7 separate regions of the Homo sapiens genome follow, and all the other regions are linked to region 7. Evidence: chromatin contacts called from ENCODE Hi-C or POLR2A ChIA-PET data. All regions are on one chromosome and are shown on one strand. The core of a region is the stretch at or near the end of the contact, and the rest is flanking DNA. Distances in the headings are between cores, read along the strand shown. Region 1 holds the start of APOBEC3H (apolipoprotein B mRNA editing enzyme catalytic subunit 3H). Region 2 has its middle 21 kb from the start of APOBEC3H. Region 3 has its middle 4.7 kb from the start of APOBEC3G. Region 4 has its middle 16 kb from the start of APOBEC3A. Region 5 holds the start of APOBEC3C (apolipoprotein B mRNA editing enzyme catalytic subunit 3C). Region 6 holds the start of APOBEC3B (apolipoprotein B mRNA editing enzyme catalytic subunit 3B). Region 7 has its middle 11 kb from the start of MGAT3.

Evidence for each region. A loop is a pair of places that touch in the nucleus more often than their neighbours do. ChIA-PET counts read pairs that join two places held with the same protein, here RNA polymerase II (POLR2A). Pooled maps may share reads with other maps.
Region 1: a loop to region 7 is called in a pooled map, with 9 times the contacts of the local background. The contact joins the promoter of APOBEC3H here to the enhancer-like site in region 7. A Hi-C loop is called at or near these places in 1 of 37 single-sample maps with no recorded cell type and 3 of 50 pooled maps.
Region 2: a loop to region 7 is called in a map with no recorded cell type, with 9 times the contacts of the local background. The contact joins two enhancer-like sites. A Hi-C loop is called at or near these places in 4 of 37 single-sample maps with no recorded cell type and 4 of 50 pooled maps.
Region 3: a loop to region 7 is called in a pooled map, with 3 times the contacts of the local background. The contact joins two enhancer-like sites. A Hi-C loop is called at or near these places in 7 of 37 single-sample maps with no recorded cell type and 4 of 50 pooled maps. POLR2A ChIA-PET finds 5 or more read pairs at or near these places in 2 of 52 experiments (GM10248 and OCI-LY7).
Region 4: a pooled map shows a loop between it and region 7 (7-fold over the local background). The contact joins two enhancer-like sites. A Hi-C loop is called at or near these places in 2 of 37 single-sample maps with no recorded cell type and 3 of 50 pooled maps.
Region 5: a loop to region 7 is called in a pooled map, with 4 times the contacts of the local background. The contact joins the promoter of APOBEC3C here to the enhancer-like site in region 7. A Hi-C loop is called at or near these places in 2 of 50 pooled maps. POLR2A ChIA-PET finds 5 or more read pairs at or near these places in 2 of 52 experiments (GM10248 and activated B cell).
Region 6: a loop to region 7 is called in a map with no recorded cell type, with 8 times the contacts of the local background. The contact joins the promoter of APOBEC3B here to the enhancer-like site in region 7. A Hi-C loop is called at or near these places in 10 of 37 single-sample maps with no recorded cell type and 5 of 50 pooled maps. POLR2A ChIA-PET finds 5 or more read pairs at or near these places in 1 of 52 experiments (activated B cell).

Annotation. Positions count from the first base shown.
Region 1 is chr22:39,095,767-39,099,096 of GRCh38, reverse strand. APOBEC3H (apolipoprotein B mRNA editing enzyme catalytic subunit 3H) reads right to left here and starts at 1,853. Exons shown (of 5, transcript NM_181773.5): 1 at 1,754-1,853. RefSeq lists enhancers at 435-1,321, 1,652-1,991, 1,322-2,209, 1,532-2,731.
Region 2 is chr22:39,116,622-39,119,783 of GRCh38, reverse strand. No RefSeq gene overlaps it. Among named protein-coding and RNA genes, the nearest start is that of APOBEC3H, 21 kb to the right of the region's middle. RefSeq lists enhancers at 1,784-1,933, 1,944-2,043. Within about 2 kb of position 1,728, at least 7 of the 41 ENCODE cell types and tissues checked have a DNase peak (open chromatin) inside an H3K27ac peak, as active enhancers do.
Region 3 is chr22:39,070,962-39,074,161 of GRCh38, reverse strand. No RefSeq gene overlaps it. Among named protein-coding and RNA genes, the nearest start is that of APOBEC3G, 4.7 kb to the left of the region's middle. RefSeq lists a silencer at 1,257-1,336. Within about 2 kb of position 1,486, at least 3 of the 41 ENCODE cell types and tissues checked have a DNase peak (open chromatin) inside an H3K27ac peak, as active enhancers do; they include OCI-LY7, where a contact is called at or near this core.
Region 4 is chr22:38,939,977-38,943,239 of GRCh38, reverse strand. No RefSeq gene overlaps it. Among named protein-coding and RNA genes, the nearest start is that of APOBEC3A, 16 kb to the left of the region's middle. Within about 2 kb of position 1,424, at least 6 of the 41 ENCODE cell types and tissues checked have a DNase peak (open chromatin) inside an H3K27ac peak, as active enhancers do.
Region 5 is chr22:39,012,789-39,015,916 of GRCh38, reverse strand. It overlaps APOBEC3C (apolipoprotein B mRNA editing enzyme catalytic subunit 3C), which reads right to left and starts at 1,660. Exons shown (of 4, transcript NM_014508.3): 1 at 1,538-1,660; 2 at 166-322. The coding sequence starts at 1,554. RefSeq lists a silencer at 1,370-1,419 and enhancers at 1,530-1,639, 1,212-1,829, 1,559-1,853, 1,830-2,448.
Region 6 is chr22:38,981,082-38,983,982 of GRCh38, reverse strand. APOBEC3B (apolipoprotein B mRNA editing enzyme catalytic subunit 3B) reads right to left here and starts at 1,636. Exons shown (of 8, transcript NM_004900.5): 1 at 1,513-1,636. The coding sequence starts at 1,529. RefSeq lists a silencer at 1,453-1,502.
Region 7 is chr22:39,444,348-39,447,572 of GRCh38, reverse strand. No RefSeq gene overlaps it. Among named protein-coding and RNA genes, the nearest start is that of MGAT3, 11 kb to the left of the region's middle. RefSeq lists enhancers at 139-328, 559-608. Within about 2 kb of position 1,307, at least 9 of the 41 ENCODE cell types and tissues checked have a DNase peak (open chromatin) inside an H3K27ac peak, as active enhancers do; they include OCI-LY7, where a contact is called at or near this core.

The DNA.
Region 1 (3,330 bases), core at 604-3,103, 350 kb after region 7:
CAGCCTCCCAAGTAGCTGGAATTACAAGCGCCCTCCTTCATGCCCGGCTAATTTTTGTATTTTTGTAGAGATGGAGTTTTACCATGTTGGCCAGGCTGGTCTTGAACTCCTTTGACCTCAGGTGATCCACCCACCTCGGCCTCCCAAAGTGCTGGGATTATAGGCGTGAGCCACCGCGCCCCGCCAGGATTGTGACCCATGCGCTCACCTCCTGTCTCCCCGAGGGCCTGAGCTCCTTTTCTTTGGCCTGTCTGATTGATGGTTGCCCATCTACTTTCTATTCTGCTTTCTGGAAAACCCCTGAGCATTTCAAGCCTCCAAGTCCTGAGAATTTCTGCAGCTTTCCCAAGCAGGAAGACCAGGGAGAGGAGAAGAGAAGGAGATGCTGGCAGGGGCAGCAGGGCCGGGGTGACCTCTCCCAGCTCAGGGCCCTAGCTCTGGTCTTTCCAGGGATGGATCTCCCATCCTCCCAGTATTTCTGCCACCCATCCTCTAACCCATTAAAAATAAGAAAAGTGAATAAAATTCTCCCCTTCAAAATAAGAGCTCTTAATATTTCAGTTCAATTAATTCCTGGCATTTTACCTATTCATGTTATTTTATTTTATTTTTTTAGTTTTAGTAGATAAGGGGGTCTCCCTGTGTTGCCCAGGCTGGTTTGGAACTCCTGGCCTTTAGTGATGATCCTCCCCTCTCAGCTTCCCAAAGTGTTGGGATTACAGGCATGAGCCATTTTGCCTGGCCAGGCAGGAAAATGGCGTGAACCCAGGAGGTGGAGCTTGTAGTGAGCCGAGATTGCGCTCCAGCCTGGGCAACAGACTGAGACACCCCTTCTCAAAAAAACAAAACGAAACAAAAAATCAGGGTAGCACTTCCATCCCCAGGCCCAGGCCACTCTTCTAAGTGCTGAGAGGATCTGAGCTCACGTGAGGCTGCCCTAGGCCTGCAGGGGCCATTCTCATCTTACAGAGGAGGGGCCAGAGGTGCAGAGAGGTGGGGTAACCTGCCCAGGCCATGGAGCTGGGCCACTTTCCTGGCCAGCCCTGCCAGCCTCTGCATCACGGGCCCTGCAGGAGGGAGCCTTTGGGAACCAGGCTCTCTTCTTCCTAAATTTTAAAATAAAAGCATTTCTCCTGATCATTGAGTTTTTCCGTATATTCCGTGTTACTGGTGTCATTATAAACGGTGAATGTGAATACTGATCATGGAGGAGGAGTGTGTGTTCAGGGTCATCTGCATCCTCCTCTGCCCACAGTGGAGACATCCTTGGAAGAGATGATTTGCCTTGTGCTTCAGAGATCATTGCCTCCCCACACCCTCTCCTAAGACTTTGTATTGAAACAAAGTAATCTTACACAAAGTTCATCAAAGCACTGTGAACAAAATTCCAGATTGCTCCCATCATCCTTTAGTTCAGTTCTCCCAGTTCCAGAGCCCAGGAATGGCAGGAAGCACACAGAGAGAGCACCCTCCCAAGGTGGGGAGCACTAGCCCAGCCATGACTCTTAGGGGAGAGTCTCAGCAGGGGTCTTGGGCTGGTGCAGGCCGGGGAGGCGGCCCGTTCAGAAGCAGCAGTGGGGTGACCACACAGCAGGGCAAAGAGCCTGGGTGGGAGTGGGGATGGCAGGGGAGCCAGAGGAGAAGGAGCCCAGGGCTGGGGCTGGGGCAGCGGGAGGCCAGGGCTGAGGCACAGAAGGGCTGCCAGGCAGGAAGTGGCAGCAGAGGGCCCAGTGGACAGAGTGGGCGGCAGTACCTGATCTGTGCTTCTGGCCACAGCTTCCTTAGCAGACTTGCCCCTGCTTGTCTGAGGCACTAAGTTTCACTTTTGGCAGCTCTCCCAAAAGTCACAAAAGGTCAGCTCTCCCAAAAGTCACAAAAAGTCACTGCTTGATGAGGGTGGCTCCACCCTCTTCCTTTTGTGGGACTGGAGTGGGAGGGCCCTGGGGTGCTTCAGATCCCTCAGGCTCCTTTCTTTCTCTATTTCCTCGGGCTTGGCAGGGGAAGTCTGATGGAGGTGGCTCACCTCCCATCCTCCCACCCCCAATTCCCTCTCCAGGTACAGCCAGACTCAACTCCCTCCCCAGGTATAGTTTACAAAAGAACAAAGGCCAGATGCGGTGGCTCACACCTGTAATCCGAACACTTTGGGAGGCTGAGGTGGGCAAATTACAAGGTAAGGAGATGAAGACCATCCTGGCCAACATGGTGAAACCCCGTCTCTGCTAAAATACAAAAAATTAGCCAGGTTTGGTGGCCTGCGCCTGTAGTTCCAGCTGCTTGGGAGGCTGAGGCAGGGAAATTGCTTGAACCTTGGAGGCAGAGGTTGCAGTGAGCCGACGTCGCACCACTGCACTCCACCCTGGCAACAGAACGAGACCCTGTCTCAAAAAATAAATAAATAAATAAAAATAAAAAAGAAAGAAAAAAGAAAGGAATTGATGGCTGGTCACGGTGCCTGTTATCCCAGCACTTTGGGAGGCTGAGGCAGGTGGATTGCCTGAAGTCAGGAGTTCAAAATCAACCTGGCCAACCGCACTCCAGCCTGGGCAATAAGAACAAAACTCCGTCTCAAAAACTAAACTAAACTAAAATAAATGAAAGGAATAGAAGCCACAGAAAGGAGCAGGGATCCAGACCAGGGCTGACACCATAGACCAGATGCCACTCCCCTGGTGGACAGGGCAGGCTGCAGCCCCCTCCCCACCACCCCACTGACCTTTGGCATTCAGCCTCCTGGCAGGACCCTGAGCCTGATGTGAAATGAGCACTGGGGTCAGGCTCAGGACTGCATCTCCAGCGGATCCAGTGCCCATTATCTAGCCCAGTCCCCAGATAGCACTGGGAGGGGAGGGCAGTGATCCTGACAGTCAGAGGAGGTCCCAAGCACAGAGAGGCTAAGATACTGTCCCCACGTCACACAGCAAATCAACAGCAGAGCTGGAGTGCTGGCCAGGACTTCCTGTGTCCCTTCTCCCCCACAGCTAGCTACTTTGAGGTTCTTCATTGCTCCATGGAAAGGAGCAGGAGAGGAGACACGAGGGAGGGGACTTACTGCTCCTAAAGGGCCTCCCAGGTCAGAGATGAAGGACCTGGACTTCACATTTGCATTCTGGAACCCATGTCCTCGTCTTCATGCATATCAACCAACACCCTTCAGATCATAAACACCAAAGAGCCAGGCCAGGTGCTGTGGCTCACGCCTGTAATCCCAGCACTTCGGGAGGCTCAGGCAGGCTGATGACCTGAGGTCAGGAGTTCGAGACCAGCCTGGGCAACACGGTGAAACCTCGTCTCTACTAAAAATACAAAAATTAGCCAGGCGTGGTGGCG
Region 2 (3,162 bases), core at 479-2,978, 330 kb after region 7:
AGGAGTTCTAGACCAGCCTGGCCAACATAGTGAGACCCTAACTATTTAAAAAAAAAAAAAGTCACATGCAGATTTTTTTTTTTTTTTTTTGAGACAGAGTTGCCCAAGCTGGAGTGTAGTGGGATAGTCTTGGCTCATTGCAACCTCTGCCTCCCGGGTTCAAGTGATTCTCCTGCTTCAGCTTCCCGAGTAGCTGGGATTACAGGCACACGCCACCACACCTGGCTAATTTTTGTATTTTTAGTAGAGATGGGGTATCACCATGTTGACCAGGCTGGTCTGAAACTCCTGACCTCAAGCGATCCGCCTGCCTTGGCTTCCTAAAGTGTTAGGATTACAGGTGTGAGCCACCATGCCTGGCCTAGTTGTCTATTTGTATCTTTTCCCATACAGACATTTTAGATTTTATGTAATCAAATAGATCTATATTTTTGTTGAAGGTCTCTGGATTCTCTCTTTTAATTATAAGGATTTTCCTAATTTCTGTTTTGTACATGTCTTCTGGATTTTTTTCTAAGATTTTAATTTTTTACATTGAAGCTCTGAGCCATCTGGAATTTATTTTTGCATATGGTATGAAAAAGGACTCAATTTTCTTCCAGATGGATAGCCAGTTGTGCCAGCACCATTTATTAAGCAGTCCAGAGTGTCCACCGAAATTAAGGCTATTGAGGCAGAAATAATTTGATAAAGGTTTATTGGAAGCCAAATGTGATGATCGACCCAGGAAGACACACCAACAAGGTTGGGGGTATTTCAGAGTCTGTCACAAGGTTTTTTTTAGGAAAGTTTAAAAGAAGGAAGGGGGAGCTGGGCGCAGTGGCTCATGCCTGTAATCCCAACAATTTGGGAGGCCGAGGTGGGTGGATCACCTGAGGTCAGGAGTTTGAGACCAACTTGACCAACATGGTGAAACCCTGTCGCTACTAAAAATACAAAAAAAAAAAAAAAAAAATTAGCCAGGCATGGTGGTGCATGCCTGTAATCCCAGCTACTTGGGAGGCTGAGGCAGGAAAATCGCTTGAACCCAGGAGGTGGAGGTTGCGGTGAGCCGAGATTGTGCCACAGTACCACAGCCTGGGTGTCATGAGCAAAAATATATCTCAAAAACAACAACAACAACAACAAAAAACAATGGAGGGGGACTCCTTTCCTTAGAGGGTACAACACAGAGGTTACCATCACCATCATGGGGTACAGATGACATCATACAGGATAAGAATGCCTACACACAAGACAATCAGTCGAACTTCAGACTTCAGCTCACCTTAAAAGAAATCAGTGTCCTATTTAGTGTCTGCAGGTTACACACTGATCAGTACATCAATCATTTGAGAAATTTATGATAAGATTCTTTAGTTGGAGACGCAATGTTACCATCGAGTCAAAAGACTGTTGCAGAACCCCAAAGGGTAGGTTTGAGTACCTGACACGCTGTAAGCCAAGCACTGACATGTGGGCGCTTAGGAGCAGAGAAAGGTTTATTCAATTTGGCCACGGCCTGAGGATGGGAGACCCAAACTCTCGAATCTGACCTTCCTTTGTAAGGTGGGTAGGGCGGGAGGTGAGATTCCCCCATGATCAAAGCTGTTTGCGTCCCTTCGTCAATCAAACTTCTGGACATCGCCAAGGAGGTCGCATGACCTCAGGATCTTCATTCTTCAGAAGCAAAACAAGTTCATGAATCTTGCAGGCAGCCTCCAGGGGGCAGAATGTGACGTTAATCAATTACTAGTGAATTGGTGAACACCCTCTACTTCAATGACCACATGTGGAGGAAGAAAAGAACAGAGAAGAAAATAAGTAACCAACATCTTATGGTTGTTATAGCATAGGCTGGGTTACAGCTCCCAAGGTGGATTGCTTTGGAAGCCTGCTTACTGTTGAACATGACTTGAAGGTTATCAACAGTTATTCATTCAATTACTCATGAATTTTCTGGGCAGCGGGTGGGGGATTCCCCGAACTGAGGACTCTTTCCCGTTTCGGACCATACAGGGTAATGTATAGATGTTGCCATGGCATTTGTAAAACTGTCAAGTCACTGGTGGTAGCGGTAGCGTCTTTTAGCACAAGAATTAATTTTAATTAGCATATAATGAGCGGTGAGGATGATCAGAGGTTTTGGCAGGTTTGGTCCGGGCCTCTTTACCGCATCCTGTTTTATCAGGGGGTCCTTGTGATCTGTAACTTGTGAAACCAGCCCTGCTGAACTACCTCAATATGAAAATAGTCTTAACCTTTGAGAAGAAGCCTTCGGTTCTAATTGATAGCCATATTTCCTGGTAATAATGTTGTAATCAACATCTTTGTATATTCCTTAAGCACTTAAATACTTAAAAAAGGGGGCTGTGTCAACCCTGAAGAGGATTACTGAGATTTTACTCATCTCCGTCCTGCATGATAAAAGAAAAATACATCCTGTTATTCCAGCAAATTGATGTTTTAATTAAGAGATCAAGGCCGGGCATGATGGCTCACGTCTGTAATCCCAGCACTGTGGGAGGCTGAGGCAGGTAGATCACCTCAAGTCAGGAGTTCTAGACCAGCCTGGCCAACATGGTGAAACCCCGTTTCTACTAAAAATACAAAAATTAGCTGGGCATGGTGGCGAGCGCATGTAATCCCAGCTACTCGGGAGGCTGAGGCAGGAGAATCACTTGAATCCGGGAGGCGGAGGTTGCAGTGAGCCGAGATCGCGCCACTGCACTCTAGCCTGGGTGACAGAGTGAGATGCTATCTCAAAAAAAAAAAAAAAAAAAGAGAGAGATTAAAAGTCTTAGATTTGCCTGTCTATTCCTATGCCAGTATCTGTCTGTCTATCTGTCAACGAAAAGAGTCAAACTCTATAAAATATTTGAATAGATTTATTCTGAGCCAAATATGAGTAAGCATGGCCCATGACACAGCCTTCAGGAGGTCCTGAGAACATGTGCCCAAGGTGGCTGGGGTGCAACTTGGTTTTATATATATTTAAGAAGGCATGAGACATCAATCAAATACATTCGAGACATATATTGGTTTGGTCCAGAAAGGCAGGACAATTCGAAGTCAGGGGGCTTCCAGGCTATAGGTAAATTTAAACATTTTCTGCTTGACAGTCGGTTTAGTTTGTCTAAAGACCTGGGATCAACAGAAAGAAAATGTTGAGGTTAAGATAAA
Region 3 (3,200 bases), core at 237-2,736, 370 kb after region 7:
CTTCTAGGCCTTCCCAGTCCTAAACAGATTAACTAATTGGACCTTTTAAAGACCTGAATAGCAAACATTTGTCATCTATTATCTCTAAAGGCAGCCATTATGAGACTTCAAAATAACCTTGGTCTCCACAGTCTTTTATCTTAACTTGAACATTTCCTTTCTATGGATGCCAGGTCTCTAGACAAACTCAACCCATCCTCAACCAGAAAATGTTTAAATTTACCTGTAGCCTGGAAGCCCCCCAACCCCGCTTCCCTCACTTTGAGTCGTCTGACCTTTCAGGACTAAACCAATGTATTTCTTTTCTTTACTTTTTTTGTTTCTTTTTTTCTTTTTTCTTTTTCTTTTTCTTTTCTTTTCTTTTTTTTTTTTTTTTTGAGATTGTGTCTTGCTCTGTCGCCCAGGCTGGAGTGCAGTGGGGCAATCTTGGCTCACTGCAACCTCTGCCTCCCGGGTTCACGCGATTCTCCTGCCTCAGCCCCCTGACTAGCTGAGTTTACAGGTGCACACCACCACGCCCGGCTAACTTTTTGTGTATTTTTAGTAGAGACGCGGTTTCACTATGTTGGCCAGACTGGGCTCCATCTCCTGACCTCGTGATCCGCCCGCCTTGGCCTCCCAAAGTGCTGGGATTACAGGCATGAGACACCACGCCTGGCCTTTTCTTTTCTTTTTTTTTTTTTTTTTTTGGAACAGAGTCTTGCTCTGTCCCACAGGCTGGAGTGCAGTGGTGTGGTCTTGGCTCACTGCAACCTCTGCCTCCTGGGTTCATGCAATTCTTCTGCCTCAATCTCCCGAGTAGCTGGGATTACAGGTGCACACCACCACACCCGGGTAATTTTTTGTATTTTTAGTAGAGACGGGGTTTCACTATGTTGGCAAGGGTGGTCTTGAATTCCTGAACGCGTGATCCACCTGCCTCAGCCTCCCAAAGTGCTGGGATTACAGGTGTGAGCCACCGCGCCCAGCTCCTGTATTTCTTAAATGTATTTGATTGATGGCCCATGCCCCTCTAAAATGTATAAAACCAAGCTGCACCCCCACCACCTTGGGCACATGTTCTCAGGACCTCCTGAGGGCTGTGTCACAGGCCGTGGTCACTCGTATTTGGCTGAGAATACATCTCTTCAAATATTTTACTGAGTTTGACTCTTCGTTGACAGGCCCAAGATCCAGGTGCCCACTCCCTGTCTCCTCGGAGGGCCCGCGCTTCCGGTTCTCTGGCACCTCTGGTTCCTGGTTGCCCTTCTACTTTCTGTTCTGCTTTCTCAAAAAGCTCTGAACATCTCAAGCCTCCATGTAGTACCCAATTCTACTTTTCACTGAAAATCTTACTTAAACACCAACTTCATCACTGAGTGTTTTCTTGGCTCTTTCTCAGTCACGTTCCCTAGGCTGTGTCCTAGCCCAGAGCTGCACTGCTGGGAGGGATTTCAGAAGGGAGGGGCATGAGGAGGCAGGAGGGCTGGGTGCTGTTGGGTGTAGGAGGAATGAGGTGGGTGGAGCACGCAGGAAGGTCTGAGTGGAGGGGCTGTGAGGGTCAGGTCGGGACTCCCCTGGGAGACAGACACATAGGACAGGAACCCCTGCACTCCCCACTCAGGCCCGCCCACAGTGACTGTGGCTTGTTGCCATGTTGCCCTGTTTCTCCCAAAAATCAATATATTGAAGCCCTAACCCCTCTACCTCAATGTGTGGTTGTATTTGGAGACAGGTCCTTTTCAACAGATGATTAATTAATTCATTAATTAATATTTTTAGAGACGGAGTCTCACTCCGTTGCCCAAGCTGGAGTGCAGTGGCACCATCTCGGCTCACTGCAACCTCTGCCTCCCTGGTTCAAGCGATTCAAGCCTCAGCCTCCCGAGTAGCTGGGATTACAGGCACCTGCCACCACGCCCGGCTAATTTTTGTATTTTTAGTAGAGATGGGGTTTTGCCGTGTTGGCCAGGCTGGTCTTGAATTCCTGACCTCAGGTGATCCACCCGCCTTGGCCTCCCAAAGTGCTGGGATTGCAGGCGTGAGCCACCGCACCCAGCCAACGGATAATTAATTTCTTTTTATTTTTTATTTATTTACTTTTTGAGATGCAGCGTCACTCTGTCTTCCAGGCTGGAGTGCAATGGCACGATCTCAGCTCACTGCAACCTCTGCCTCCCGGGTTCCAGCGATTCGCCTGCCTCAGCCTCCGGAGTAGCTGAGATTACAGGCGTCCACTACCACGCCCGGATAATTTTTTTATATTTTTAGTAGAGACGGGGTTTCACCATGTTGACCAGGCTTGTTTCCAACTCCTGACCTCAAGTGATCTGCTGGCCTCAGCCTCTCAAAGTGCTAGGATTACAGGCGTGAACCACCACGCCCGGCCGAGATGATTACTTTAAACGAGACCTCTAGTGTGGGCACAAATTCGCTTGGCGGGGGTCCATCAAGGAGAAGGGTGGCCAAGTGCCCTGGCTCATGCCTTTAATCCCAGCACTTTGGGAGGCCGAGGTGGGCAGTCAGGAATTCGAGACCAGCCTGGCCAACACGGTGAAACCCCATCTCTACTAAAAAACACAAAAATTAGTAGAGTGGTTCTGGGCACCTGTAATCCCAGCTACTCAGGAGGATGAGGCAGGAGAATTGCTTGAACCTAGGAGGCAGAGGTTGCAGTGAGCAGTGATTCTACCGCTGCACTTCAGCCTGGGCAACAGAGTGAAACCTCCTCTCAAAAAAAAAAAAAAAAAAAAAGCCTGGATACAATGGCTCATACCTGTAATCCCAGCACTTTGGGAGGCCGAGGAGGGTGGATCACCTGAGCTCACAAGTTCAAGACCAGCCTGAGCAACATGGAGAAACCCCATCTCTACTAAAACTACAAAATTAGCCGGGCGTGGTGGCGCATGCCTGTAGTCCCAACTACTGGGGAGGCTGAGGCAGGAGAATCGCTTGAACTCGGAAGGCAGAGGTAGCAGTGAGCTGAGATTGTGCCACTGCACTCCAGCCTGGACAGCAAGAGCAAAACTCTGTCTCAAAAAAAAAAAAAAGTTGATATTTGGAGGCAGAGAGATCCCAGAGGTGCAGGTGCAAAGAGGAAAGGCCACAGAGGACACAGCCAGAAGAGACTCTCTGCCAGCCAGGAGGAGCGGCCTCAGAGCAAACAACCCAACCCACCCCGCGAACGTGTACTTGCAGCCTCCAGATCTGTGAGAAAATAA
Region 4 (3,263 bases), core at 175-2,674, 500 kb after region 7:
AGAAGTGGACCATAGCTAACGAGAAACGTAACAGAGCTCACGGGGTTGAAGGGTAAATTACAGAATCTGGGCTCAGGAAGCACAAGAACGAGTGACAGTGCAGGGTCCAGGAGCAGGAACCCATGCACAGCCCTGGAGGTCTCAACCACTGGGATCCACATTGCTCTGACCGTGTTTTCTGGTTTTGTCTTATTTTGTTCAGAGTCAGAGCTCCAGGGGAGTCAGATTGGGTTTGGGTTCTGAACTGGCCCTAGTCCTGGAGAGGGCAGGGGCCTGGGTTGTCTTGTCCACAAATCAATCAAGATGACAATCAAAGGAGAGGCGGTTCCCCAAAGGCAGCAGAGGAAGGGATGCTGGGCAGGCGAGTCCAACCCAGAGCAGCTACACAGCCAGGTGCTGTGGAGTGGTCAGTGCTGCCCTGGTCTCACCCGGAGCTTCTGTTTCATCTCCCCACAGCACGTTCCTTCTGTTTCCTGTTTCCTGGAATCTTGGATCACCTTCTTTACCTATTAGAGATCTTTGGTTGCAAGCAAAAGAAACTAACCATGGCTACCTAGAAACGTGGGGGAAGCTGGGTGCGCTGGCTCACACCTGTAATCCCAGCACTTTGGGAGGCCAAGGCAGGTGGATCACCTGAGGTCAAGAGTTCAAGACCAGCCTGGCCAACATGGCAAAAGCCCGTCTCTACTAAAAATACAAAAATTAGCCAGGTGTGGTGGCAGGCACCTGTAATCCCAGCTACTTGGGAGGCTGAGGCAGGAGAATCACTTGAACCCAGGAGGCGAAGGTTGTAGTGAGCTGAGATCGTGGCACTGCACTCCAGCCTGGGTGACAAAAGTGAGACTCCATCTCAAAAAAAAGGAAACATGGGGGGCGGCTCACAGAGTGGAAAGGTTAACCCTTTTCTACACTGGACAGACAGAAAAGGTTGAAGAGTTAACACCTTTCCACACTCTACAGCCATGGTCCAAGGAGGAGGCCAACAAGATCATGGCACGATTGTAAGCATCATCGGTGGAAAATCAAAAAGGTGGAACCATTTGGCTGCCACATGAAGAAGATGTTTTTTGGAACGGCATTAAGACAGGAAGATTCGGGAGAGGTAAGTCATCATGACCGAGGTTGGTGAGATGCACGTTCCTATAAGTACGGTGATGTAAACCCCAAAGACTGGGTTTTCAACATTTAGATTCAATCTATAGACAGGACATGGGAGGCTGAGATATGTTCACAAAATTAATATAAACATTCTCAACCTTAATAATGTGAAGGCGAAAGTGAAAGAGGTCAAGATGGAATGAGGAGGGAGGCTGGAAGAGGAGTGAGGGAAGTGTCAGCGGCTGATTCACAAGGTTGAGTCAAGTGATTCTGCTTCTTGTTGAGTTTCAGCAAGCACTTGAAGCTGTGGGCGTTTGCCCACGGGGGACCTGAGGGCACTGATGCAACTACATGAGGAGGGGAGAGGAGGGGAGGGGAAGTTCTGGAGAATTATAAGAGCGAAACTCTCATATTCGCGGAGGGAAGGCAGTAGATACCATCAAGAGCTAGTAAATCAAGAAATAGTGGTTCCCCGAGGAAACCACCCAAGGAACTAAAACCAGAGGGTCAGTATGACTGACTCCGAAAACCGGAAGCAGCCTAGAGGAGAAAATCCTCTGCGCCGTGTTCCCTTCTCCAGGATGTTGTCTTAACTAGTGTGTGTTATATCAACAACTTTTAACCTCATCCACAATGTGAAATAAAACGATACTATAACCAGGAATTAGTAAGAAAAGCACAGACTTTCATCAGAAAGCACCATTAAGGGAGTAAGGGAGTGAAAAGGCCTATCATAGACTCGGAAAAGATGTCTGCACTATATCTACCTAACAAAGAGTTTATCTCCCAAATATATAAGGAGCTCCAGAAAATCAGTAAGAAAAAGAGCCCATTATAAAATGGGCCAAAATCTTGAAGGAGCAGCTTACAAAAGTGGATATCAAAATGGCCTGTGAACCCATGAAAATGTGGTCAACCTCATTAATCATCAGAGAAATGTAAAGTAAAACCACAGTGAGATACCACTAGCCCCTCCCCACCAGGATGGCTAAAATCCAAAAGACTGACAACATCAAATATTGTCAAGGATGGAACTCTTTTACATTGCTGATGGTAGCATAAAAGGGGCAGCATAGAATGTTTAGTTGCAGCTACTAAAGCGAAACAAGCATCTACTCCATGACTTAGCAATGCCACTCCTAGGTATTATAATATCCAACTGAAATAGATGCTATGTCCACCAAAAGGCTGCATAAGAACGTTCACAGTCTGGGCGCGGTGGCTCACGCCTGTAATCCCAGCGCTTTGGAATGCTGAGGGAGGCAGATCACCAGAGGTCAGGAGTTTGAGACCAGCCTGGCCAACATGGCAAAACTCCATCTCTGCTAAAAAGAAGTACAAAAATTAGCCAGGCGTGTTGGCATGCACCTGTAATTCCAGCTACTCGGGAGGCTGAGTCAGGAGAATCCCTTGAACCCAGGAGGTGGAGGTTGCAATGAGCAGAGATGGTGCCACTGCACTCCAGCCTGGGCAACAGAACGAGACTCTCAAAAAAAAAAAAAAAAAGAACGTTCATTTCGCTTTATTCATGACAGCCAAAAACTCGAAATAACTCGGTCTGTCCAGCAACAATGGCATATATTAAAATATATTATAATATATAAAATTATTTTAATATATAAATTATATACAATGTAATTTTAATATATTATAATTTAAAATATATATTAAAATATATTGTGAATATGTTATACATGGTAAATATATTGTACTCTCTCCATCAATGGAATACTACACAGCAATAAAAATGAATGAACTCCTGGCATATAAAGCATCAGTGAACCCCACAAAAGTAATATTGAACAAAAGAAGTCACACATAAAAGAATTCATACTGTGTAATTTCTATGAAGTTCAAAAACAGGCAAAATTAATCTATGATAATAGAAGTCAGAACACCAGTTTCCAGTGGAGGGGGAACAAATCGAATGACATGCATGAGCCACCTGAGATTCTGGAGAAAGCCTCCACCCCATCTGGCCGGTGGTTACATCAACTGCAAACCTAAGCTTTTGCAATTAACTCTAAGTTATACTCCAATACAAACATTTTTGAAAGAAAACAAAGTTTCAAAGCCTGTATTTTGAAAGAAGGGAACAGTTTTACTAACGGACATAAAATATCCCAAATACACTGATAGACAGAAATACAACACAAATGCAAATA
Region 5 (3,128 bases), core at 411-2,910, 430 kb after region 7:
GTGACAGAGCGAGACTCCATCTCAAAAAAAAAAAAAAAAAAATAGAAATGTGGCAGGAAAGTGCACACAGGAGAGCCCACGCCGGGCACATCACTTATTGTTGCGTTTTCTGCATTCCCAGCTGCTTAGCTCCTATTTAGGGTGTAACTAGGACTTTGGTGCTACCTGGTTTCGGAAGACGCCCGTCTTCCAGGAGACAACTGAGCGGCGCTTTATACCTTCCACGGTGAAGCACAGCCAAGTTTCGTTCCGATCGTTGGCTTCCCATAGGTTTTTAAATTGGAAGTAGAATGTGCCTGGATACATTGCCTTCATCGGGTTTCTGAAGGCACAAGAGAGAAACCCCAATGCAGAGACCCCCGCACCGGAGTCCTCAGGGCTGATGCCCACTGAACACAGCTGCCTGGACGTCCCTGGGCTCTGGGCCTCCCCCATCCCTCCACAGCCCTGAGAATGTCTGCTGCTTTCCCAGGCAGGAAGACGGGGAGAGAGAAAGAGGAGGGGACGCTGGCAGGGGCAGCAGGGCCGGGGTGACCTCTCCTAGCTGGAACCCCAGCTCTGGGGCTACCAATGGAACACCCTCAACCTCCCAGTTTTTCTGCTACTTTTTTTTTTTTTTTTTTAAAGACGGCATCTCGCTCTGTCCCCCAGGCTGGAGTTTGCAATCTCAGCTCACTGCAACCTCCACCCCTCGGGTTCAAGGGATTCTCCTGCCTCAGCCTCCCAAGTAGCTGGGATTACAGACGCCCGCCAGCACCCCTGGCTAATTTTCTGTATTTTCAGTAGAGACGAGGTTTCACCATGTTAGTCAGGCTGGTCTCAAACTCCTGACCACAAGTGACCCGCCCGCCTCAGCCTCCCAAAGTGCTAGGATTACAGGCATAAGCCACCGTGCCTGGCCTAAAATAAGAGCATTTCTCCTGATCATCATATTTTTTCCTACACTCCATGTTGCAGGTGTCATTCTGAAAGGTGAACGGTGCTCACAGAGGAGGAGCCTGTGTCTGGGGTCGTGTGCATCCTACTCTGCTCACAGTGGAGGCATCTTTGGAAGAAGTGACTTATTTTCTGGTACAGAGACCATTCCCTCCCCCACACCCTCTCCTAAGACTTTGTATTGAAACAAAGTAAATCTTACAGAAATTGCACCAAAGCGCTGAGAACAAAATGCCTGATTGCTCAAATCATCCTTTGGTTCAATTCTCCCAGTTCCAGAGCTCCCAGGAATAGTGGGAAGCACACAGAGGAAGCACCCTCCCAGGGCGGGAAGCACCAGCCCGGGCATGATTTTCGGGGGAGAGTCTCAGCAGGCGGACTGGGCTGGGGCAAGTGGGGAAGGTGGCCCATTCAGAAGCAGCAGTCGTGGGACCACACAGCAGGGCAAGGAGCTTGGCTGGGAGTGGGGGCAGCGGGGGAACCAGGGGGGAGGGAGCCCAGAGGTGGGGCTGGGGCAGGGGGAGGCCAGGGCTGAGGCCCAGCAGGACCGCCTGGCAGGAAGTGGCAGGAGGGGCCTGGCGGACAAAGCGTGCAGAGGTACCTGATCTGTGGATTCATGTTCAGCCTCTTAGATATGCTTGTCCCTGTCCCACTCTTTTCTGAAGCGCTGTGGCTTCTCTTCCTGCTTACAGCGTCCTTGCAGTTGAGCAGCCCTCTTTAAAGTGACCTCCCAGGGCCTTGTGAATCATGGCCCCTCCCCATTCCTGCTCAGGCACTGGTGTGGGAGGCCCCGGGGTGCTTCATGTTTCTCTGGCTCTGGCCCTCTTTCTGGTTTTCTCCGGGCCCCTCCTACTGGCAGAGGAACCTCCGATAAAGACAGGCTGCTCTGTCTTTATCTGTCCTGGGCAGGACCCAACGGAACTGCAAAAAGAAGAGAAAGAGAAAGAGAAAGGCATTGCAGCCTGAGCCTGGGACGCGGGTCCAGACCCAGCTGAGAGAGGGGCAGGTGCCCCGTTGCCTGGTGGTTGGGCAGGCTGGAGCCCCCTCTCCACCACCCCCTCCCCAGCCCTAATGTGTGCCCAGAGCTTTGAGCAGCACCACCCTGTTGAGTGAGGGGAGGTTTTGAGACCCCAGTGGGGAAGGAAGTGTGGACTCCGCACAGCACAAGCGAAGGCTTAGGTGTGCCTCGAGTTCCCAGCTGTGTGCTGAGTCCATCGCACGCATCCCCTCTTCCAACCTCCCAGCTTCCAGAAGGTGGGGGGCAGTTCAGCCCCTCAGAGATGTGGGCGGAGGATTACCTAGGTGCTGAGGCAAGAGACTGAAGGCACAAACTGTTTCAGTATAATAAAGAATATACTTACAATAAGAATAGTTATAATACAAATTAGATACAGAGATGATCATGGACATTATCAATCATTAGTGTAGATATTATTAATCATTAGCTTTTAATATTACTCTTTATTGTATTACTAATATAACCAAGAAATAACCGGTGGGTATAGGGTCAGGTGCTGAAGGGCTGTTGTGAGAAGTGACCGAGAATGCAAGAGGTGAGCCCTCTGTCACACCCGCATAAGGGCTACTGGAGGGCTCCTTGGTCAGGCGGTAACGCCAGTGCCTAGGAAGGCATCGTTACTTAGCGGACCACGAAAGGGAGTCTCCCTTTTCTTGGAGGAGTCAGGGAACGCTCAGCTCCACCAGCTTCTTGTGGGAGGCTGGATAGTATCCAGGCCTGCCTGCAGCCATCCGGAGGCCTAAACCCCTCCCTGTGATGCTGTGCTTCAATGGTCACGCTCCTTGTCCACTTTCCTCCTGTACTCCTGGTCCCTCTTTGAAGTTCTCAGAAGATAGCGGTAGAAGAAATAGTGAAAGTCTTAAAGTCTTTGATCTTTCTGATAGGTGCATAGAAGAAAACGCTGACGTATACTGCCTTCCCTCTCTGCTTCGGCTACCTATAAGGGAAGGGCCCCCTGTCCTATGATCACGTGACTTGCTCGACCTTATCAATCACTTGGACGACTCACCCTCCTTACCCTGCCCCCCTTGTCTTGTATGCAATAAATAACAGTGCACGCAACCATTTGGGGCCACTACCCATCTCCGTGTCTTGATGGTAGTGGTCCCCCGGGCCCAGCTGTTTTCGCTTTATCTCTTTGTCTTGTGTCTTTACTTTTTACGATTTCTCATCT
Region 6 (2,901 bases), core at 387-2,886, 460 kb after region 7:
CTGGGCCTCCCCGACCCCTCCACAGCCCTGAGAATTTCTGCTGCCTTCCCAGGCAGGAAGACTGAGGGGAGAGGAAGAGGAGGGGATGCTGGCAGGCGGGCTGGGGTGATCTCTCCCAGCTCGGGTCCAACTCTGGCCTTTCCAGGGGTACATTCCCCACCCTCCTAGTATTTCTGCCAACCCACTCCCCAACCCATTAGGAGAATGCAAAAGAGAATAAAACCCTTCACCCCTAAAAAATAGCTTTTAACCTTTCAGCTCAATTCCTTCCTGATGTTTCACTCTGCGTGTTAACATTATTTTAAAATCATGGTAGAACTGAATTCTGAGGCCCAGGCCACTCTTCTAAGTGCTGAGCGGGTGTGAGCTCACGTGAGGCTACCCTAGGCCTGCAGGGGCCATTCCCATCTTACAGAGGAGATGCCAGAGGCACAGAGAGGCGGGGTAACCTGCCGAGGCCACAGAGCTGGGGACGGATGGAGCAGGGGCCCCTTTCCAGGCCAGCCCTGTCCAGCCTCTGCATCACGGATCCTGTAGGAGAAAGCTGTTGGGGACTGGGCTCTCTTTTCACTAAATTTTAAAATCAGAGCATTTCTCCTCATCATTGCACTTTTTTCCCACATTCTCACATTCCATGTTACTGATCATGTTCTTTCTTTTTTTTTTTGATGAAGTCTCACTCTGTCGCCCAGGCTGGAGTGCAGTGGCATGATCTCAGCTCACTGCAACCTCCACCTCCCAGGTTCAAGCAATTCTCCTGCCTAAACCTCCTGAGTATCTGGGACTAGAGATGCGCCACCATGCCTGGCTAATTTTTGTATGTTTTTTAGTAGAGACGGGGTTTCACCATATGGGCCAGGTTGGTCTCAAACTCCCGACCTCATGATCCGCCCGCCTTGGCCTCCCAAAGTGTTGGGATTACAAGTGTGAGCCACCACGCTCAACCACTGGTCATGTTCTAAAAGATGAAGAGTGACCTTGGAGTGGAACCTGTCTGGGGACATCTGCTCACCATGGAGTCATCCTTGGATGACACGATTTATCATGTGCTTCAGAGACCATTCCTACCCCCGCACCCTCTCCTAAGACTTTGTATTTAAGCAAAGTAATTCTTACAGAAATTTCATCAAAACACTGAGAACAAAAATGCCTGATTGCTCCAATTACCCTTTGGTTCAATTCTCCCAGTTTCTGAGCTCAGGAGTGGCAGGAAGCACACAGAGGGAGCACCCTCCCAGGGCGGGGAGCACCAGTCCGGGCATGACTTTAAGGGAGAGTCTCAGCACGGGGCCTGGGCTGGTGCAGGTAGGGGAGGCAGCCCATTCAGAAGCAGCAGTGGGGTGACCACACAGCAGGACAAAGAGCCTGACTGGGATTCGTGTGGCAGGGGAGCCAGAGGGGAGGGAGCCCAGGGCTGGGGCAGGGGCGGGGGGAGGCCAGGGTTGAGGCCCAGCAGGACCACCAGGCAGGAAGGGGCAGGAGGGGCCCAGCAGGCAGAGTGGGCAGCGGTACCTGATCTGTGGATTCATGTTCAGCCTCTTAGATACGCTTGTCCCTGTCCCGCTCTTTTTTTGAAGCTCTGTGGTTTCACTTCCTGCTTACAGCGTCCTTGCAGTTGGACAGCCCTCCTTAAAGTGACCTCCCAGGGCCTTATGAGTCATGGCCCCTCCCCATTCCTGCTCAGGCATTGGTGTGGGAGGCCCCGGGGTGCTTCATGTTTCTCTGGCTCTGGCTCTGGCTCTGGTTTTCCCCGGACCCTTCCCGCTGGCAGAGGAACCTCCAATAAAGACAGGCTGCTCTGTCTTTATCTGTCCTGGGCAGGACCCAACGGAATTGCAAAGAGAAAGAGAAAGGCATTGCAGCCTGAGCCTGGGAGGCGGGTCCAGACCCAGCTGAGAGAGGGGCAGGTGCCCCGTTGCCTGGTGGTTGGGCAGGCTGGAGCCCCCTCTCCACCACCCCCTCCCCAGCCCTAATGTGTGCCCAGAGCTTTGAGCAGCACCACCCTGTTGAGTGAGGGGAGGTTTTGAGACTCCAGTGGGGAAGGAAGTGTGGACTCCGCACAGCACAAGGGAAGGCTTAGGTGTGCCTCGAGTTCCCAGCTGTGTGCTGGGTCCATGGCATGCGTCCCCTCTTCCAACCTCCCAGCTTCCAGAAGGTGGGGGGCAGGTCAGCCCCTCAGAGGGACTGCGATGTCTGCGACACCAAGGAAGGGAGAAGGGTGTCTATAAACAGGCTCACTGCCCAGGGACCTCTCAAGGGGTTCTTTGTGGGCCAAGAAAACGGGAAACACATACACACACAGCTTTCTGATTATTTAAGTCCATCTAAGCATATTTTGGAGGAATGAATGTACATTGAAATAATCTTCCTAAATAGATTCCTTTAAGGGGAGTTTGTTCCAGCTGGAGAAGTTGTGCTCTCTGTAGAGGCTCTGAACTCCTCTGGCTACGACGACGGGAATGCAGACAGGGAGGAGGATGCGTGGGTGGTAGGGGGAGCAGCAGCGCCCCTACCTGCACAGAAGCTTGTCCAACCTCTGCACAAAGCGGACTCCCAGTGGTTGTTTTTGGAAGGTGAGTTTTCTTTTCTTTCTTTTTTTTTTTTTAAATCTTCCCCAGTATAAATCTTTTAATTTAAAAGTAAATTTTATTGTCGAAAATGCAAACTTGGGGAGGGCAGAAAGATCACACACAGGGCTGTCACTTCACACCTGGGGGGTTGCTGGGAGCCGTCCAGAAGCGCTCCTCACTTCCCAGACGGTGCGGGGGCCGTCCAGAGGCGCTCCTCACTTCCCAGACGGTGCGGGGGCTGGGCAGAGGCGCTCCTTACTTCCCAGACGGTGGGACAGCCAGGCAGAGGCGCTCCTCTGGAAGGTGAAGTTTTCTGTTGCCGTCAGAAAGA
Region 7 (3,225 bases), core at 58-2,557:
TCCACACCCAGCTAATTTTTTTTGTATTTTTAGTAGAGACAGGGTTTCACCATATTGGTCAGGCTGGTCTTGAACTCCTGACCTCGTTATCTGCCTGCCTTGGCCTCCCAAAGTGCTGGGATTACAGGTGTGAGCCACCGCGCCCGGCCTCCTCCCAGGTTCTTTAGCGCCTCCTCCTATGACATGGTTTCCAGACCTTTCCATCCCAGTTACTCTCCATTTGCCCTCCCCCGACATGTCCTGACTTGCATAGATGCACACAAAGGGTCTCTCACCTGCCTTGGCTGCCCTGCGCTCCGTTAACACGGCCTGCATCTGCGGCGAGAGCTCTGGCCACCACACACACTTCCTGCCAGTTGCTCTGCGAAGTGCAATGAACTGCAACTAGAAAGCTCAGGGGCTCAAACAAATTCAGGTTTAAAACAACCTCAGCCACACTATGGTATAGAAAAGGGAAGGAATAGGAGGCGGAGCACAGGCACTAGCGGAGCAGGTGCAGTTCGGGCTCCGGAAAGAGCACGGGGATGATAACCACAGAAGCAAACCCACATCACTGACCACGGGCTGGCATCATCCTGCATTGTCACGCCAGGCCGTGATGTTGGGCATGGCAGCTAACAAGACAGACCTGGGCTACCTGGGCCCAACTCCGAGATTCACTGACTCACTGTGTGACCTCAGGCAACTTGTTTGCCCTCTCTGTGCCTTCATTTCCTCATCTGTAAAGTGAGGAATGTCATAACAGACCCCGCCTGACAGGGCTGTTGGGAGGCTTGCATGAGTTGCTAGATGCAAAGTGCTTAGAACGGGGCCTGGCACAGAGCAATCGTGTCTGCCCTTCCTTTCTCCCCATTTTTCAGATAAGGAAACAGGCATGAAGCAGTGAAGTTAACTTTCCCAAGATCAGGCAGCTAATGAGTGGCAGCACCTGTGCTGGGAGGCCACTGAAAGGTTCACGAGGCCTCTAGGGGTTGGAGGAGAGGAAAGATCCACCCTGGTTTCCCCCCTGCTACCCTCAGTGAACATCACTGTCTGGGGACATTTGCTGCACTCCAGAGTCTGTGAGGCCGAGGCGGGGCCAGGGAGCGGCTGCTGTGTGGCGCCCTCCGCCTTTCGGAAACCCCAGGCAGGGCCAAGTGTTATCACCTGCAGGAGGAGCAGGCCCAGCTCATTCCCGGGAAAACACCCTCAGGGACGGGGACAGAGCCGGGGCCTCTGGAGGAAATGGCCTTTGGTTACGCTGGGGCCTGTCCAGAGCCCGCTTATCCTCCTCTACTCACCCCCAGCTGGGCCTCGAGCCTCCTGGGCCTCTTCTGCAAGCATGGGGATCACCATACACTCTGCTGCCCTGCCCCACTGGAGGCTGCCAGCAGTTAAGGACGGCTCTGAGGCTTGGGGTCCTTGGGTGGGAGATGTCTGCCAAGATGGCTGCAGGGTCCCCTCCCTCCCCGGCCCTGGCAGCATGTCCACCATTTTCCCCTCCCTGCAACCTGGGCAGGCCTGTGACTTGCTTTGCCCACTAGGATGAGGAAATGTCCAGGCTAGGCCTCAAGTGGCCTTGCAATGTCCTTTTCCTCCAGCTTGGAGGTCAGCAGCTATGGAGGGAAATCCAGGGGGAGAGCGGCCCTGGACCACACAGGGAAGAGAGGGGCCGCCTCCCCCAGCTGTTCCAGCCACCCCTGCCAGGCGTTGGGCCTGGGAGGGAGGCCAGGGGGCCGCCCCAGCCAACACCGCAGAGACAGTGACATGGCAGGCGGACCAGGCACAAGGCCTGCTCCCACCGGAGGTCTGGGTGAGTTACATCGCCTTTCCTAGATTTGGATCCCCCCAAAGAGGGACAGTAAAAGCACCAGCATGGTCTGGAGTGATGGTGCAGGATGAGCGAGCCTTGTGAGTGGTGCTTGTGACACTGGCCCAGGGGCTGTGTCGGAGAAACACCAGCCGTTTTCACTACTATTAGAGGCTTGGAGACGGCTGAATCCAGGCAGACCCTCCCCGGCTGGACAAAGTCTCCAGGGAACGGAGCAGCAGGATTCTAACAAGGGCTGCTGCTGTGGGGACACTTACTGTGGCCATGTCTCAGCATGAACCACATCACTTTTGAGCCTTCCACCGTCTCATGAGGGGTATGACGTAGCCCCCACTGACTGCAGCTGGCAGGAGAGAGACTGTTTCTAAATCAGGTCGGGATGAAAGTCACTCCTTCCTCACAGGGCCAACCCTCCAGCTCCTAGGAGGATTCAGGGCCCTGGTGATTCCTGCAGTGTTCTTGCCACCAAGCTCATCCTACAGGTGGACAAGCTGATGCTCAGAACTGGAAAGTGACTCGTCCAAGATCACACTGTGCTGCCATGCAATGTGATGGCCATGTGGAGCTGGTGGCCTGGTCCAGGCTGGCCAGGCTAGGACCAGACTCACAGCTCACAGCAGTCCTGACAAGGCTAGAGGGTCTGGAGCCATGGCCCTGAAGGCACAGAGAAGGCGCCCCGTGGATCCCTTCTCAGATTCCTCCTGTTATCCCCCTGGCGCGTGTTGCTGCTGGCTGTCAGAGGACGCGCTTAGGTTTCCTTGTTTGTTGTCTGTCTCTCCACTGGGCAGGGCCTTTCTTTGGTTCCCAATCAGAGCTGAGCGCACACTAAGTGCTCGATGCATATTCGCTGGAGGAATGATTGGATGTCGCTGGTCTGAGATGGATCAGATGGGGCCAGACTGGCAGTGGGGAGAGCTGGCAGAGGCGCTGGGAAACAGGGGAGGTAATGGTGGCTGGGGTGGAGATGGGAGGCTGGAAAGAGGAGATGAGACCTGCAGGACCAGGTGTTGTCTGGGATGTGGCATGGGGAGGGAGTTGTGGGGCTGACTCCCAGAGGTCTGATGGGGAAGGCTGCCCCTAGACTGCCCGCCCCGACAGCTGGGCTCAGAGGCTGGGTTCCAGGCGTGACATCACTAGGCAGAGGCCCTCAGCACCCTTCAGGCCCGGACTCGTGCCTCACCCTGAGATACGCCCATCCCCACCCCATCTCCTATTCCTCAAACTCTTGATCCCACTTCTGGGCCCAGGATGCCTGGGCCTCTTCCTGGAAGACTTCCCTGATTCTCCTGCTGCTTCTGCACCCTGCCCCCCAGTGATTTCTCCTTCTGCTAGCTCTTCATTCATTCATTCACTCACTTCATTACTCACTCAGGAAACAATTTCAAGACTGGCCCTATGTCCCCACGGAGACACAG